Regions from separate parts of the Mus musculus genome. Here region 1 is linked to region 2. The links are chromatin loops, found by intact Hi-C in ENCODE. Cell type or tissue: heart. All regions are shown on one strand.

Region 1 (8,000 bases), 68 kb after region 2:
GCAAATCTAGTGTTGTTGAGAGACTCACTTGTGTAGAATTGCTGCTGGTTATTCTAGAGCTGGCCTGCTCTGACCTTGTGCTGCTCCTGCTTTTCCTCAGGGTGTTAATTCTGCCCAGAATACTTAACTGCCTTTCAAATGACCTAGTTTGTACAGCAGCTTCTCTGGATGAGCACTACTTAGCTTCTTGTGCTTTGGCTTCTGTCCCCATACTGTAGTTGGTCCTGTACTGATACTATGTCTGGTTTTGGATTATATGTCCCTTGCCTGGCTTCCCCAGAGTGAAGCCTGGACTAATCTCAGGCAGCAGTGAGAGGTCCAGGCTCTCAGGCAGCACATCTCCCTGCACTCTTAGGTGGACTTCCACTGCTGGATGTGTGGGAAGAACTGTAACAGTGAGAAGCAATGGCAAGACCACATCTCCTCTGAGAAGCACAAGGAGAAGGTTTTCCACACTGAGGATGACCAGTACTGCTGGCAGCACCGCTTCCCCACTGGGTACTTCAGTATTTGTGAGAGGTGTGTAGGCCCCTGAGGGTTCCCTGTGGAGAGGGCTGAGCCCATGGCCCTTCCATGGTCTTTTTATCTGCAGCTAGAGTAGGAAGTGGGTGGTAGCCTGGTGCTGTGACCTGGCAGGCGCTGGGGCCCCCAGGAAGGGTATCCAGGTGCACCTGCCCACACTTTCACCACCTTTGGAGTTTCAGAGCTCTGGCATGTCTTTGCTCATAATCAATGCTCAGAAAATTAGTGGCTTTTAAGTTATATTTTCTATATAAACTTAGAATATAGCATTGGGTTGGAGGGATGGCTTAGCAGCAGGAGTGGTTGGGTTGGGGAGTGGGGGGAGGGGATAGGGGATTTTTGGAGGGGAAACTAGGAAAGGGGATAACATTTGAAATGTAAATAAAGGGAATATCTAATAAAAAAAAAGAATATAGCATTGGGTTGGAGGGATGGCTTAGCAGTCAGGAGCACCTGCTGCTTTTTGAGAGGCCCCAGATCTGCTTCTTATTACACATATCAAGTGGCTTACAGCTACCTGTAACTTCAGTTCCAAGGGATGAGACATGATCTTTCAGTCTCATACATACTCAGGCATATTCATATACATATAAAATAAAAAACAAGTACTAGGTGGTGGTGGCACACACCTTTAGTCCCATCATTCTGGAGACAGAGTCAGGCAGATCTCTGAGTTCAAGGCTAACCTGGTCTACAGAGTGAGTTCCAGGATAGCCAGGGATGCACAGAGAAACCCTGTCTTGAAGAAAAAAAAAACCCTCCCTCAAAATTACTGTTTGTATTTACTTACTAAATTTAGAGCCTCTGACTTGGGGACACAATCAGAGTTATGGGATGCATAAGGCCCAATATCACAAGAAAACAAAAATAAAGAATCTTGTTGGATAATTTTAAATATCATAAAATCCTTAAAATATTTTTCTTTTTACATACCTTGCCCCCAAACTGAGGCAGGGAAGATGATCCAGCAGGTTTGAGCACTACTTACTGGACAGGCATGAGGACCTGAGTTCAAGCCTCCAAAATCCATGTGAAAAGCCAGACATGTTTGCCTATAGGAAGGGCAGGGACAGAGGGCGGTTGGAGCTTAGATCCCAGCAGCCTCACTTAGTTTGGGTGAGGTACTCTTTAAGGGAATCAGGTGGAGAGCAATGTAGCCGGGCACCCAGTGACCTCCTTTATGTCCAACACTTCTCACTGAGCTAGGCCCCCAGCCCTTGCAGGACTTGCTGACGGACAAACACTTTTAAATAGTTCATAGTACTAATTCCCTGTTGTGTATATTGTGTCCATAGAAGATTTATGTCCCGGGCTTACGTTTCCTAAGTGGGTCTGGGATGCAGCTCTGTGGTTAGGAACATGTACTTAGTAGGCAGGAGGCCCTCTGTTTTATCCCCAGCAGCAAAAAGAGAGAGGGAAAATGCCAACTTTATGACTGCAGAAGATGTATGCAGATCAGACACACAGCTGGAGGAGAATGTGTTTTCAAGAGTCATGACCCTATTTCTAATTGCATCATATACTCCTAACAGGTATATAAATGGCTCCTGCACAGAAGGAAGCAGCTGTAAATTTGCACATGGAAATGCTGAACTTCATGAATGGGAAGAAAGAAGAAAGGCCCTACAGATGAAATTCAAGAAAGCACGGAAAGATCACTTAATTGCCCCAAATGATAATGACTTTGGAAAATATAGTTTTTTGTTTAAAGATTTAAAGTAATATGCTGGCTTTTATGTAACCCAATCAGAGCACTGACCAGAAAAATTGCAAGTGTTGAGAGGCACACAGCAGAAGAGCTGCAGATTTCTGCTTGATTGGCATCTATCGTTCCTCCTGAGCAGCAACCCACAGTAGATAGGAAAAAGGCTGTTTGACAGGCCTGGCTAAGCTCTTGCGGAGCCACTGGCATCAGATGGCGAAGGGACTTGCTGCCAGGTTGCTGTCTGTTGGACAGAAGCTCGGATGAGGTGTGCTGGGGAAGGGGTAAGGTTGAGGATGACTCTGAGGTCAGAGCCACAGCAGTGAGTGTAATGCACAGTGGGATCGGAGTACATGATGGATGAAATTCCTTATGTGTTTTAGTGGAATGAAGTTATTTAATATAATAAAGTCTGCTACTTATCTGTATGTAGGTTGCTAAAAAGGATTTTCTTAACTCAGATTTTTAAGCCAAATAACCATTTAGCACTAGTGTCTGTTAAATGGGTTTTTCTGTATTTGTCTGTCTCACTGTGGCAAGGGAACCGATGATGATCATGCACATCAATATTTGGAAAATAATCAATTGACACAAATTTTATTTCTTGGTCTTTTGCTGTTTAAATAATGATTTTTGAAAGATTCAACTTGTACTGCTGGTATTGTGTAGTGTATGGACCAATATTGCTTGTAATAAAAGATCTTACATAGAGATGACTTTCATAGTTTTGGTGTGGTCCTTTCTCCTTCAGGAGTTATTGGAACTGGGTTTTAGAGAGGTTTTGTTTGCTTTTTGGTGTGTGGGGTGCTGGGGCTTAAGCCTAGCACCTTGTCTGTGTTAAGTGGACACTGTGCCTTTGAACATAGAAATAGCTATGAACAAGACACATAGAAAAGCTCGTCTCCCTGCAGCCCTGATAGCTTTCAGAGGCAGGGAGCAGCAAGGAGGGAGGAAAGCAGCAGGGCAGTGGTTGGTGGGCCAGGGTGCTCAGCATGCTGCCTGTGAGGCAGGGGCTCCACGAAGAACCAGTCTGTTAGTTGCCTGATCAGAATCACTTCCTCAGGACGAAGCTCAAGAGGTAGGATGCTGAGAAGCCTAGGAAAGAGTTTGGGCAAACTGCAGGTTGTTAAGGTGAGTAGTGTGTGGGGTGGGGGTGGGAGATGGGGGTCACCTCCAGGACTCTGGTGATAGTATGGAAAACTAATACTAACTGGCACATGTTAGGACTTGGTTATCTCCATTGGGTGGTTTTGTTAAAATAATCTTACAATTTTATGTGTACAACATTATAACCAGTGCCCATGGAGGTCCGATCCCCTAGCACTAGAGCTATAAACTTTTATGAGCCTCGTGTGGATGCTGGGAATTGAACACTGGTCTTCTAGAACAACCAGTGCTCTTTTAATCACTGAGCAATCTCTCCAGCCCCACATAGGAAACATTTGATCTAGATTATTTTGCCCTCCCTACCAACTTTACAAAAAGATTTTATTTTTAATTATATGTGTGTGTACCTTGGAGGACATCAGATTACCTGAAGTATGAGGTAGTTCACTACCTGTAATTTAGAACCAAACTTGGGTTTTCTGCAACAGCAGTATTCTTACTACTGAGCCTTGTCTCCAGCCCCAACCAAAACTTTATTTTGAAATAGGGCCTTGCTAAATTTCATAGTCTGGCCTTGAAAACTCTATGCAGTCCTGGTACAAGTGGTCCTCTGGTTTTCTCGAGTGGTTGGGACCACAGTTGTGTGCCACTAAGCCTGGTTTAAAAAATTATACACAACTCATATAAACCTAATTTTGGGAGGAAAAATGAAGATAATTCACCCTGTATCTTAGGCTGGCCTTGCATTCTTATTGCTTGGAGGCGTGAGGCAGACAATGTCCTGACTCCAATACTTTCCAAACTTTAATCACGTCTGCTATGTTTCTGTGGATTTGCCCATCAAGCATGGGTCATAGAAATGGGATTACACAATATACATCCATCCTTTTACTTAGAGCTGGGTTCTTTTGTTGAATGTAATTACCACTTATCAGTACTTGTCTCAAGGTTTCTACTGTTGTAATAAACACATGAACAAAAGCTACTTGGGGAGGGAAGGGTTTGTTTTGGTTACACTTTACCATCATTGAAGGAAGTCAAGGTAGAATCCTGCAAGCAGAAACTGAAGCAGAAGGCATGCAGCGTTATTACTACCCCATTACAGAGCAGCCCGGTCTCCGTTTTATTACTGTGTCCTCCAGTCCTTCTCGCCTCTGCACGAGGCCTCCCCGCCCCACTTTCTGAAAAGCAGAGATAACAAACTGCACCCATGTCCTGAAGGGTCTGTCAACAGTGTTGACGCACTAGCGACAATCTGAGCCCTAACAGTACCCGGAAGGGCCGACCAACGGAAGGACTCGCTAAGGAGACACCACCAACTAGCTTCCGGACGCGAGGATGTAGCGTCAGCGCAGTGAATGAAGGACAAGGTCTAGCTTGAGTGACTGCAAGCCTGCGCAGAGTCGCTACAAGAGAGGCGGGACCGGTGGAAGGCTGACGCGGCCGCGAGTGCTGCGAGCACCCGCGCAGACTCCATGGGCTCGAGGGCGTGGCCCCCAAAGGGCGTGGCTTCGCGGGAAGCCGGCATTCGCGCAGGCTCCGAGTCGGAGGGCGGGGCATCTCTGAAGTGTGGCTGACGTGGAGAGTCCGGGTTAGTGAGCGCCGCTGGCTGCGAGGTCCGGGAGTGACGTGCGGGGCCGGGTCCCCGGGCCCGAGGTGGCGGCAGCGACGGTATAAAGCCGGCCACGGGGAGCATGTAATGTCGGAATGCGGAGGCCGCGGCGGCGGCGGCGGGAACAACAGCGAGGACGCCGAGGACGAGGGTGGCGGCCCCAAGGGCTCAGGCTCCCTCAGCCCTGCCGGGGCGGCGGCGTCCTTGGAGGGCCGGATCCGCCGCGGCTTGCGCGGCGCCTCGCTTATGGCGCGCCAGCGGCCAGAGCTGCTGTGCGGGGCCGTGGCTCTCGGCTGCGCCCTGCTCTTCGCCCTCAAGTTCACTTGCAGGTGAGGCTGCCGGGACTCAGGCTCCGCGGCCAGAGCTATGCCACCCCGGCTGCGCGGGGCCAGCTCGGGGCCTCCGGGGTCGAGGGTTGTTTGTCTTCCTCGGGGAAGTCGAGCCTGACCTTGCCTGCGACCACAGGCTTGACCTTCCCGGCGGCCGCGGTCCCCCACTCTCCTAGTTCGGCGTGGAGGCGTTTCCAGGGTGCTGCTCTATATCAATTATGTACCGAGGGCGTTTGGCCCTGTTTCTGAGCTGCTTCTCACCTGTTGGGGTCTCTCGGGGTGCACATGTCAATTCTTGCTCAGGCTATAATGCTCAGTTTTAATTCATTCCATTTTCCTTAATGCTTGCAGTGTGATGATTCACAAGCCATTTAGGGGTCTTAGTCGCTTTTGGGAATCCAGGCAAGCCTTTGATATACTGACAGTGCACGTTTGTACTGAGCACCCGTTAATGCTGAAGACAAAAATCCCCGTTCCCTGGAGTTCTCATTGAAGTGATGATATACAATAAACAAACACTTCAGAGACCTTAATAAGTGCTATGCAGGGAATAGAAGGATGAGGTTGGGTAGGGCAGAAAGGGCCTTCATAGGAAAATGGCATTAGCCACTTACACAAGGAAAGGAAGGGGCAGAGGTGGAAGAGCTGGGGTAAGAGCTATTACAAAACAGTTAAGTGCAAAGATCTGGAGTCTGAGCAAGCTTGGTCTTTTTGTGAAACTTGGAAAAGGCCTGAGTAGGCTGGAGTTTAGGAAGAATGGAAGCTAATGTGCATCTTTTCAGAAAATTGTGTAGATAGATACAAAGTTTATATTTCAATTATACTCCTTGCCTCAGATCATCAGTATATCATTTGACATTGCAGTTTATAAAATCTGTTATCACTTGACATATCCTCTTGGCACTTCTGTCCAGAGGGAGATTTATGTGGGCACAGATTGAGTGTAATGAACACAATATGAGATCCCTGAGGTCAAGATGGGCCAAAAATTAGGAGTTTTAGGGGGAAGAGACTCGTTTTTTTAGTGTTTGCAATGTGTTAGGTGCTATGCTAAAGTGTTTAAAGCCAACTAAAAGTGTTTGTCACCACACCTGGCCTGGAGTTTGAATCTTGAGCAACTAGACTGGTACTGTCTTTATAAGGAAAATACAGAAAGTATTTTACAAGGTGGAATGTTGCAACCTGTCATTTGGATTCATATTAACAGTCCTTTTCCCACGTCAAGGAATTGATTTACTTCAGTTTGCCCAGCTGTGAAAACAGTGCTCAGTGTTTGATCTGAGACACGTGACTTGGTGGGTGACCTCTGAGAGAAGATTGAAGAGTTTAAATCAGTCTGAGGAGCTGTCAGGATGAGCTCCTCAACTGCTTTTGGCTGGGAGAGAGAGCCTGCAGCCTCACTTCCTCAAGCATCTTTCTATGGTGCTGGCAATGGGACAGCCCTTTTAATAAACTCAGATGAATTTTTAAGGACTTTGTTTGATAGGATGGTGTTAAGATATTATGGTACAACTGACCCTGACATCTTTGTTGCTCTTTCCTTAAGATCTTTAATAAGGACAGAGGCTTCAGGAAGAATATATCAGGTCTGTTTTTCAAATTTAATTTTATTCATAGTACAACTCTGAAATAAATGACTGCCCTCCTCAGTGTTGAGTGCTTAGCTTAGTTCAGAGTAGGTGGTCTATAAGAAGGTGAATTTGGAGTTGAACCACAGTGAGTTACTGTGGGTGTTCAGGGCCTCTGATCTTTGCCCACTTCTGTTTATGGGCACTCAGTCTCCATGAATCCATTCTGCTTTCTTTTCTGTGTTTGTTTATTAGGAGTAAAGTGGCATTGTGTATAGTTGCCTTTAGGAGGGAGATTTAAGGTATAGATTTCATTTCAATCGAATTTACAAGCTAGCAGTATGGCTTAGTGGGCAAAGCACTTAACTGCACAAGCCTGACAATGTGAGTTTCATCTTCGAGCTCACGGTGGAAGCAGAGAACAGATTCAGGTTATCTTTGACTTCCATGGGAATGCCTGCACTCACACACATGTGCACAGGCAGTAAACAATAGCTTTTTCTTTTTTTTTCTCCTAAGACAGGGTTTCTCTGTGTAATCCTGGCTGTCCTGGAACTCACTGTGTAGACCAAGCTGGCCTTATACTCAAGAGATCCACCTGCCTCTGCATCCCTGAGTGCTGGGATTGAAGGCCTGGGCCACCACACCTGGCCATCTTTTTTGTTTTTAAACATGCCTTTATTTTTCACTACCAATTCTTGTTTTTGTTTGTGCTACACAAACTTAAGAGTTGTAGGAAGTCTCTGATTTACATGTAATTTTTGAAAAATGTAAAGCAAAACTTGAGAGATTGATGAAAAGGGTCTGTGGTAGAGCAGAGGGCCGTGTTTCTCTTTCCTGGCTGTTTAGTTTTTGTTTGGTTTGTGTTTTATCTGACTTTTAACTTTAAGAACTCCTCTGCACCTGTAAACAAATAATAAGTTGATGTCACCTGGATTTATCCCCAGATTGCATTATTTTATGCTAAGCGTGCAGGTTTTCTTTTTGTTTCTTTTTGGGCCTAGGCCTCATGTAGTCCAAGGTGATTTCAGACTCCTGATCCTACTGCCTTCTCCACTCAAGTGCTTTCATTACAGGTGTGTATAACCATGCTTGGCTTTAAATAAAACAAAAACCAAAAAACCAAACAAACACTGAATTATGTGTGTATGTCTAAATGC
Region 2 (8,000 bases):
CAGTTAGTTAGAGACTCTGTCTGAGAAAATATGATGAAAAAGCAACTGAGGAAGACATCTGTCTTTAATTTTTACTACTGGGATAAAACACTGACCAAAATACATGGATTAATTTCATTTTCACGTTGTGTTCCATCACTGAGGTAAATCAGTGTAAAACCTCAAGGCAGGAACTTGAAGGGAGGACCGGAAGCAGAGACCATGGAAGAATACTGCTTACTTAGTTGTTCCTCTTACCTTCAGGCCCCCTTTTCCTAGGGTAGCATCACTAAGAGTAGGCTGAGTCCATCCACATCATTATTTCAAAAAGTGTCCTATAGACTTCCCTAAGAGCCAGGTCTATTGATGCAGGTATTTCCTCACCTGAGATTTCCTCCTCCCAGATGACTCTAGCTTGCATCAAGTTGAAAACTATGAAACTGTCTTCGTCAATGTTCTATTTCTGTTAAGAGACACCATAACTTCCAGGCAGTGGTGGCACACACCTTTAATCCCAGCACTTGGGAGGCAGAGGCAGGCAATTTCTGAGTTCGAGGCCAGCCTGGTCTACAGAGTGAGTCCCAGGACATCCAGGGCTACACAGAGAAACCCTGTCTCAAAAAAAAAAAAAAAAAAAAGAGAGATCCCATAACCAATACAACTCTTATAAAGGAAAACATCTAATTGGAGCTTGCTTACAGTTTGAGGGGGTTATCAGTCCATTATCATGGCAGGAGTAGGGCAGAATCCACCCAGATGTGGTGCTGGAGAGAAACACACCCAGATTCCACAGCCGCAGGAAGCAGGGAGAGAGAGACCCTGGCCTGGCTCGAGCGTTTGGAACCTCAAAGCTTACCTTCAGTGACACACTTCCTCCAACAAGGCCATACCTCCCATTATTTCTAACAGTCCTGCCCCCTGTTCATCCATCAATTAAAATGTGTTCCAAATATGAGGAGATACTGGAGGAGGTTGATATGAGATATTGTGCTAGCTGGTGTGGTAGTTTGGATGAGAATGGCCATTCTTATGCTGGGTCTGTGTCCCCAACCCACACTTTCTTCTCTTTTCCTTAACTCTCTTCTCTTCTAATCCACAATTAAAGATTTCTTGATGGCTCTGTTTTGGCTCTCTATTTCTCATCTACTTCCACAGCTGTAACCATCCTTATGCAGATGATGTTTAAGCTTTCTTTTTTTCTCAGAAACATCTTTCTCCACATCCCAGAATTACTTAGATATAGCACTGGAACTTTAAGCTTGAAATAGTGAAAAAGAGTATTTTTAAAATTGTTTCTTAATTGCATTTTCTTGTGTGTATGCATTCACGTGGGCACATCTGTGCCATGGCTCATGGGCCAGAACTCACATGTGGAAATCTGAGGGCAACTTGCAGGGGTCTGATTTCTCTATTCATGATGTAGATTCTTTGAATCAAACTCAGGTTACAGGTCTGATGGCAGGTATCTGGACCCACTGAGTCATCCCACCAAAGAACTCATTCCGGGGGGTGGGTATGGGGGACCTTTGGGATAGCATTGAAAATGTAAACGAGGAAAATACCTAATAAAAAAAAAATTAAAAAAAAAAATTAAAAAAAAAAAGAACTCATTCCAATAGCTTCCAAATCTGTTCCTTTTTCTTCATTTTTAAATCTTATTAATAATTATTAGTATTGCCCATTTGTCCAGTAATTCATGCTCAGGAATTTGTGGATTATCTAGGTTTCCATGTATCTCCAAGGCTTTATTTTGAAATGGTCTCATGTTGCTTAGACCGGCCTTAACCGTGCCAGGTGGCTAAGGCTTACGTTGAAATCCTTAATCCTATAATTCTGAGTGTTGGTGTTAGGGATGTGAGCCGCCAAGCCCACACTGCAGACTATTATTCATCAAACTGAGGGATGAAGAGAAAAGACTTACAAATAACTCTCTTTGTCTTAGAAGTATTCAATACTGAGAAAGGAAATACAAGGGCAAGCTGAGGGCATCATATGAGATCATGGTAAAAATGGTGAATGGGAGGTACAAAAGTTCAAATATTAATTATACAGTTGAATATGTGAGTGGGAGGGCTATAAATTTCTATCAAATACCTATTGATAGAGAACGGCAGCTAAAATTAGCAAAGGCTTATTTGTGTTTTATGAGAAAGCTAGGAGCAGCACAGCTAAAGGGCTCTGACTTGGAGTCTCTCTTGTGTCTACAAAGAAGGCTTTCCTTCCACCTTCATGCATGTGGTTACTAGCTGGCTGCCCACGTAGTCTCACAGCATAGCATCTGGCTTCCCTCTCTCTAGGGAGGGCCACCTTACAAATGAGTGAATGAGAGGGAGTTGTAAAGACAAAAATTACACGCCTAACAGTAATCATAAGTCTAATTTCAGAAATGACACTGAGATGAGAGTATTGTTCTGTAGCCCAGAATGTAAGTGAAGTTTGGTAACTAGGCCCCCTGTCAGTTTTAAAAGCCTATTTCTTCAATTTTGCAATTCTTTGGCTCTAGACACTTACTGTTTCCAATCGCCTCAAGGATCTATCATCTGAATTCATGGAATTTCCTTGGCTCAAAAGTCTGGTGCTTGGGGCTGGAGAGATGGTGTCAAGAGTACTGCTTGCTCTTCCAGAAGACTACAGTTTGATTCTCAGCATTCGCACGGTGGTTTCCAACCATCTGTAATTCTAGTTCTAAGAGGATCTACACTAGCACTTCCCACATGTGGTGTACAGATACACAGGCAAGTAAAACATATACATAAAATAAAAAAGCCCTACTCCCAGCACTGGGAGGCAGAGGCAGGCAGATTCCTGTGAGCTAAAGGTCAGCCTGGCCTACAAAGTGAGATCCAGGGCAGCCAGGGCTGTTACACAGAGAAACCCTGTCTCGAAAAACCAAAAACGTCTGGTTCTCAAACTTGAATACAGGCAAGAGAACACCTAAGACCACCAATGCTCTTTGGAGTGTGTTAGCCTGCATACCTCAAGCCCAGTGTAGCAAGTCACTGCAATATGTTAAAAGTCCATCTTATACTAGATTCTAAATAGCCAAGTAGAAGCAGGTGCCAAGGACTTGTATTCTACAAGTTAAATTAGGACAAGGTCCTCCCTCAACAGACACTAGCAGAGCATGGTCCCTTCACAGGAGCACTTTTGGAAGACATCTGACAATGGAGAGCATTTTATTCCCACACAGCTAGCTGAACCTGTCACTATCCTTAACATTCACATAAAAATTTCTAAATAAATTATGTAACTGTGCCGGTACAAGGTGGGGGCAGGGGACTCGCTCACTCTTGTAAATCTAGCATCTGAGACGTAGAGGAGGAGGCTCACTCGGGTAACCCTGGGTGATATAGGAAGAGTTTGACTTAAGTGGGGGCGTATTGGTGGATGCTTTTAATCCTAGCACTCTGAAACCTGAAGCAGGAGGATCTCAGTGAGTTCGAGGTCAGACCTGTCTATATAGAGTTCCAGAATAGCCAGAATTGCCATAATAGAGACCCTGTCTCAATAATAGAGACCCTGTCTCAATAATACTCTGTCTCAATAGAGGCTCTGTCTCGAACTAATCGAAAATAAAAACTGGTGGTACTATTGAGAGCTCCCTGAACTGACTGAGAACAACCTCGAATACGGGGTATTGGGCACGGTCACCACAGTGGGCATGCTTGGCAACTACTCATAGGACGTTCTGGCGTATTCTCTCCTACACTAAAGTTATCCCTTCACACTCACGCAAGGTCTTACCTGGGCCGAAGCTCCTGAGAGACCGACTCATTTTTTCGTTTCTCGCGCAGCATCCCGCGCCTAGCGTTGGCAGTTTCTCTTTATTTCCTGGGAATACCACCAATTTGGGGAAACCGACGCCTGAAGCCAGAAAGGAATGGAGGAGCCACGGCTTCCCGCTCTGCAGAAGACAGCACGGGATTGAAGAGAGGGCTTTAGTCTCTCCTTAGGGCGCTCGCTCGGTGTCCTCCGGAAGGAGCGACAGGGTTTTTCAGGCCTGCAGCCTTAGAAAGAGTCGGAGGCAAAGGAGATGCTGCCGCTAGAATAACTCTGGGCACAGTCTACGACCGCAACACCATCTACCCAAGAGGGCGGGCCCAACATCTAATTTCGCGCCTCGCCGGAAATGACGTGATACCCCTCCCCCTCGCAGTGTTACTGACTGCTTTCCGGTTCCGGGCCTCCGGGCTGCGCATGAGCTCTGACTTCTACAGGCCTTCCACACGAGGCGACATGAAGGGCTCTGCGTCCGAATCTCCCAGTGCCTCGGTCGCTGAGGCGACCACCACCGACGTGCAAGTGACCCCGACCGCTCTTTTACAGCTGGACAGAGAGCAGGCGAGTGGCTTTTGGGGACGACGATTCGGGAAGCAGGGTGGTTAGGACCCGCGTTCGGCGCAGGGTGTGGGGCGAGAGGCTGGAAATGAAGTGGGCCCGCGACCGCGTGGGCTCTCCGGAGCTCGAGGCTGGCCTCTGGGAACGCACCCAGCGGGCTCGCTCTTCTCACACTTCTGGCCTGTTTGCCTCCTGTGGAAAGCGGGCTTCTGCGCTCGGTTCTGCAGCATCACAGGTCATGTGTCCGTGCACAAAGTGTTGGTAGCAGGGCCAACGCGCCTTTCCTGACCGCTTCCTTTCTCATAGAGGGCAGGAGAAGCTTCCGAATAGTCCTCTTACGTAGAAAGGACAACCTGTAAACAGATTTTGGAAGCAAGTCCTTAGATGTTTTAGACGGGTTCTTACATTGCAATGGGTACAAATTGTAATATCCCGATACGCTGATGAAATTTGCCCAATAGAAAGAGGAGCGCCAGGCTTTGTGGCGCACGCCTTTAATCCCAGCACACGGGAGACAGGCGAATCTTTTGAATTCGACGCCAGCCTGGACTAAGTATTCCAGGTTGGCCAGAGCTATATAGGAAAACCCTCTCTTGAAACGCCCCCCGCCCCCCAAAGGAGCAAAGGAAGCAGATATGTCTGTGTGGGAGCAATTAACATAGATTGAGAAAATTAACTTATTCTCTGTCTCTGCAGATTAGAAAGGCAGTGGAAGTAATATCTAATCGCTCAAAGTCCAAAAAAAACAATAATGAATTGCTGTTGAGTGGGAGCGAAAATTTATTTTTAATGGTGATATTATGGAAAATTCCAGAGAAAGAACTTCGGGTCAAAGTGTAAGTAATTATTTATCTCTTGAGAGTTGTTTGGTTGGATTTTTTTGTTTTTTGGCTGTTTTTTTTTTTTAACATTTATTTATTTTATGTATGTGAGTATACTGTTGCTGTCTTCAAACACACCAGAAGAGGGCATCAGACCTCATTACAGATGGTTGTGAGCCACCATGTGGTTGCTAGGAATTGAACACAGGATCTCTGGAAGGGCAGTCAGTGCTCTTAACCGCTGAGCCATCTCTCCAGCCGCCCACCCCCTTTAATTTTTAAAACTCAGAGTGTGAGTGTAAGAATGTGGGCCACATGTGTCCAGTGCTTGCAGAAGCCAAAAGAGGATGTCAGACCACCTAGACTGCAGAGATAAGAGGTTGTGAGCAGCCCAGTGTTGGTACAGGTGACAGAAATCAGATCTCCTGGGAAAGCAGCAAGTGCTCTTAACTGCTGAGTGTGTACAATCCTGCATTTGGTCTCTCTAGCCCAATATTTTCTCTTTTAGAGCCAGAAGTGGCAGAGGCAGGCAGATCTCTTGAATTCGAGGCCAGCCCTATCTTCAGAGCGTATTCTAAGACAGAGAAACAATGACATGAAAACAAATAACTAAAAATATTTTTAAAGAGCATTTATTTGTGTTTGTCTGTCTGTCTGGAGTATTGGGTGCACGCATGTGGCAGTCAGTGCCATTTCTCCCTACCATGTTGGTCCTGGAGCTTGAGCTCTGGTTGTTAGGCCTGGCACTGAGCACAGGTTTTCACCCACTGATTCATCTGGCTTGCCTGCATGTATTGTATGTTCTCCTTAGCTCTCCTAGGTCAACAATGACCTTGAATGAGAGTAAGCATGTGTTGTGAATAACCCACGTACTTTCTGGCCTTTTTTGTCGTGTTTTGCAGACCTTTGCCTCATAGCATTCTCTCCGAATCCTCAGATGTATGTCTCTTCACAAAAGATGAATTCGATTCACCTGAACAGACAGAAGGTTTCTATAAAAAGCTTTTGAAAAAACACGGAGTTAACACTATCTCTCAGGTAGGTGTGCTGATGCGTTGAAGTCCTTTCAAAGACTTCATAGAAATGAAGTACGATACACTGCTGTAATTCTTGATCTTTCAGGTCTATTTTCATTGTAATTTTATTTTATTCTTTTATGGCTATGATGTGTGTTCCTAACATGCATGCACCGTGTGGATGCAGGTGTCTTCCATGGCCAGAAAAGGGTTTGAAGTCTCCTGGAGTTAGGGTTTCAGGTGGTTGTAAGCTGCCTGATTGGTGTGGGAAATAAAACGCAGGTCCTTCAAAAGAGCGTCAAGTTCTCTTAACTACCAAGCCATCTCTCCAGCCCGTTTTTCTCTTTTTAATGTAATTGCCACTGTAATGTCATTGTTGGCTGTATTTGCTTTTGCTAAAGGTGGTATTCTGATTGGTGTCTGAAAAGCTAAATGCATGTCAGATTTCATATCTTATTTTTAGTTGTCTTGAGCAGAGTGCCTAAGGGAGAATGGGGTTCCCCGCAACTGGAGTTGTAGAAGGTTGTTTTCATGTGTTCTAAGAGCAGTCGGCTCCAAAGCACTGAGCCATCTATACTCCCGTTGCAGATTGCTTAAAAACCTAATTTTTTGTGTACTTGTAGAGCATCACATGTCTGGCTCTGGCTTGTGATTATTTGTTTATATTTGTAGTCTGTTTCTTTATATTTCTCCTGGTAGTAGGAATTGAATCCAAAACTTTACACATGTTAGATCAAACTTACACATGCTAGACTCTACCCCAAACTTGAAATGTAGACCAGGCTAGCCTCTAACTCAGAATAGATTTAACTTTTACACCTCTATATCAAGTGCTGCTACCTCCCCACCCACAATACCCTTGCTTTTTTAAAAGTGGGTGGTTTTTGGTTTTTTTGGTTGGTTGGTTGGTTTTTTTTTTTTTTTTTTTTTTTCTTCGAGACTGGTATTTTTTTCTGTTTAGCCCTGGCTGTCCTGGAACTCACTTTGTAGACCAGGCTGTCTTAGAACTCAGAAATCCACTTGCCTCTACCTCCCAAGTGCTTGGATTAAAGGCATGCGCCACCACCGCTCAGCCTGGGTGTTTTGTCTACATGTGTCTATGCACCTTATATAAGTACCCATGTAGATCAGAAGAGAGTCTTGAATTCCCTGGACCTGGAGAGAGATACACATGGCCACGAGCTACTATGTGGGTGGTGGAATCAAACCCAGGTCCTCTGTAAGAGAAACTAATGCTTTTAACCACTAAGCTGTCTGTCTCTGCAGCTCGTTTTATTTTGTTTGAGATAGCATCTTGCTCAATTGCTGGGCTACCCTCAAAGTTAGTATTCTCCAACCTGAAATTCCCAAGAACAAGTTATGTCATATACTTCAGTGCCTGGCTGACATGCTGGGATTTTATCCAGGCTCCTTGATCGTTCCTCTCAGGGTCTCCCACCATCTGGCTAGGCCTCTAGCATATTTTAGCTGCTTAGGAATTTATTAATCCGAGAGGGGCATGGCTCTAGGACCAGTCTGAATCGGAAGTGTTAAATATTTCTCCTTCTGTTTTAGATGCTTAACATTTTATGGTTTTGGTCTTGTTTCTGTATTCTAGATTATCCCTTTTAAAACTTTAAAAACAGAATATAAAGCCTATGAAGCCAAGCTCCGCCTCCTGGGTAGCTTTGAAGTCTTTATTACTGATGCGAGAATTCGACGGCATTTGCCCTCACACATAGGGAGGCATTTTTATCAGAGAAAGAAGTGAGTTTATTTGCAGTGACTGGACTTGACTGGTATGGGGTTTCTGTGTGTCTCCAATGTTCTGATGCCTGTGTGCTTTTATAGAGTTCCAGTGTCTGTG

What was found. Hi-C counts contacts between places; a loop is a spot of excess contacts. Peaks named below come from ENCODE experiments on the same cell type or tissue, not always from the same donor. Only the 100,000 strongest peaks of a DNase experiment are listed, where the experiment ranks them.
Region 1: it touches region 2 in a loop (4-fold over the local background); 3 of 42 quality-filtered maps call a loop at or near these places.

What each region holds. Positions count from the first base shown.
Region 1 is chr16:11,131,540-11,139,539 of GRCm38, reverse strand. It overlaps Txndc11 (thioredoxin domain containing 11), which reads left to right and starts at 5,008. Exons shown (of 12, transcript NM_029582.2): 1 at 5,008-5,272. The coding sequence starts at 5,031. Zc3h7a (zinc finger CCCH type containing 7 A) reads left to right here. Exons shown (of 23, transcript NM_145931.3): 22 at 356-519; 23 at 2,055-2,946. The coding sequence ends at 2,244. In heart, a CTCF peak has its summit at 4,987; a DNase peak (open chromatin) is centred at 4,769; H3K4me3 peaks cover 3,319 bases; H3K27ac peaks cover 2,270 bases.
Region 2 is chr16:11,199,471-11,207,470 of GRCm38, reverse strand. Rsl1d1 (ribosomal L1 domain containing 1) reads left to right here and starts at 4,179. Exons shown (of 9, transcript NM_025546.2): 1 at 4,179-4,320; 2 at 5,014-5,153; 3 at 6,041-6,176; 4 at 7,752-7,900; 5 at 7,985-8,000. The coding sequence starts at 4,216. It overlaps 2610020C07Rik (RIKEN cDNA 2610020C07 gene), which reads right to left and starts at 4,088. Exons shown (of 3, transcript NR_038156.1): 1 at 3,724-4,088. In heart, no CTCF peak of the experiment used is centred here; a DNase peak (open chromatin) is centred at 4,160; H3K4me3 peaks cover 3,552 bases; H3K27ac peaks cover 2,072 bases.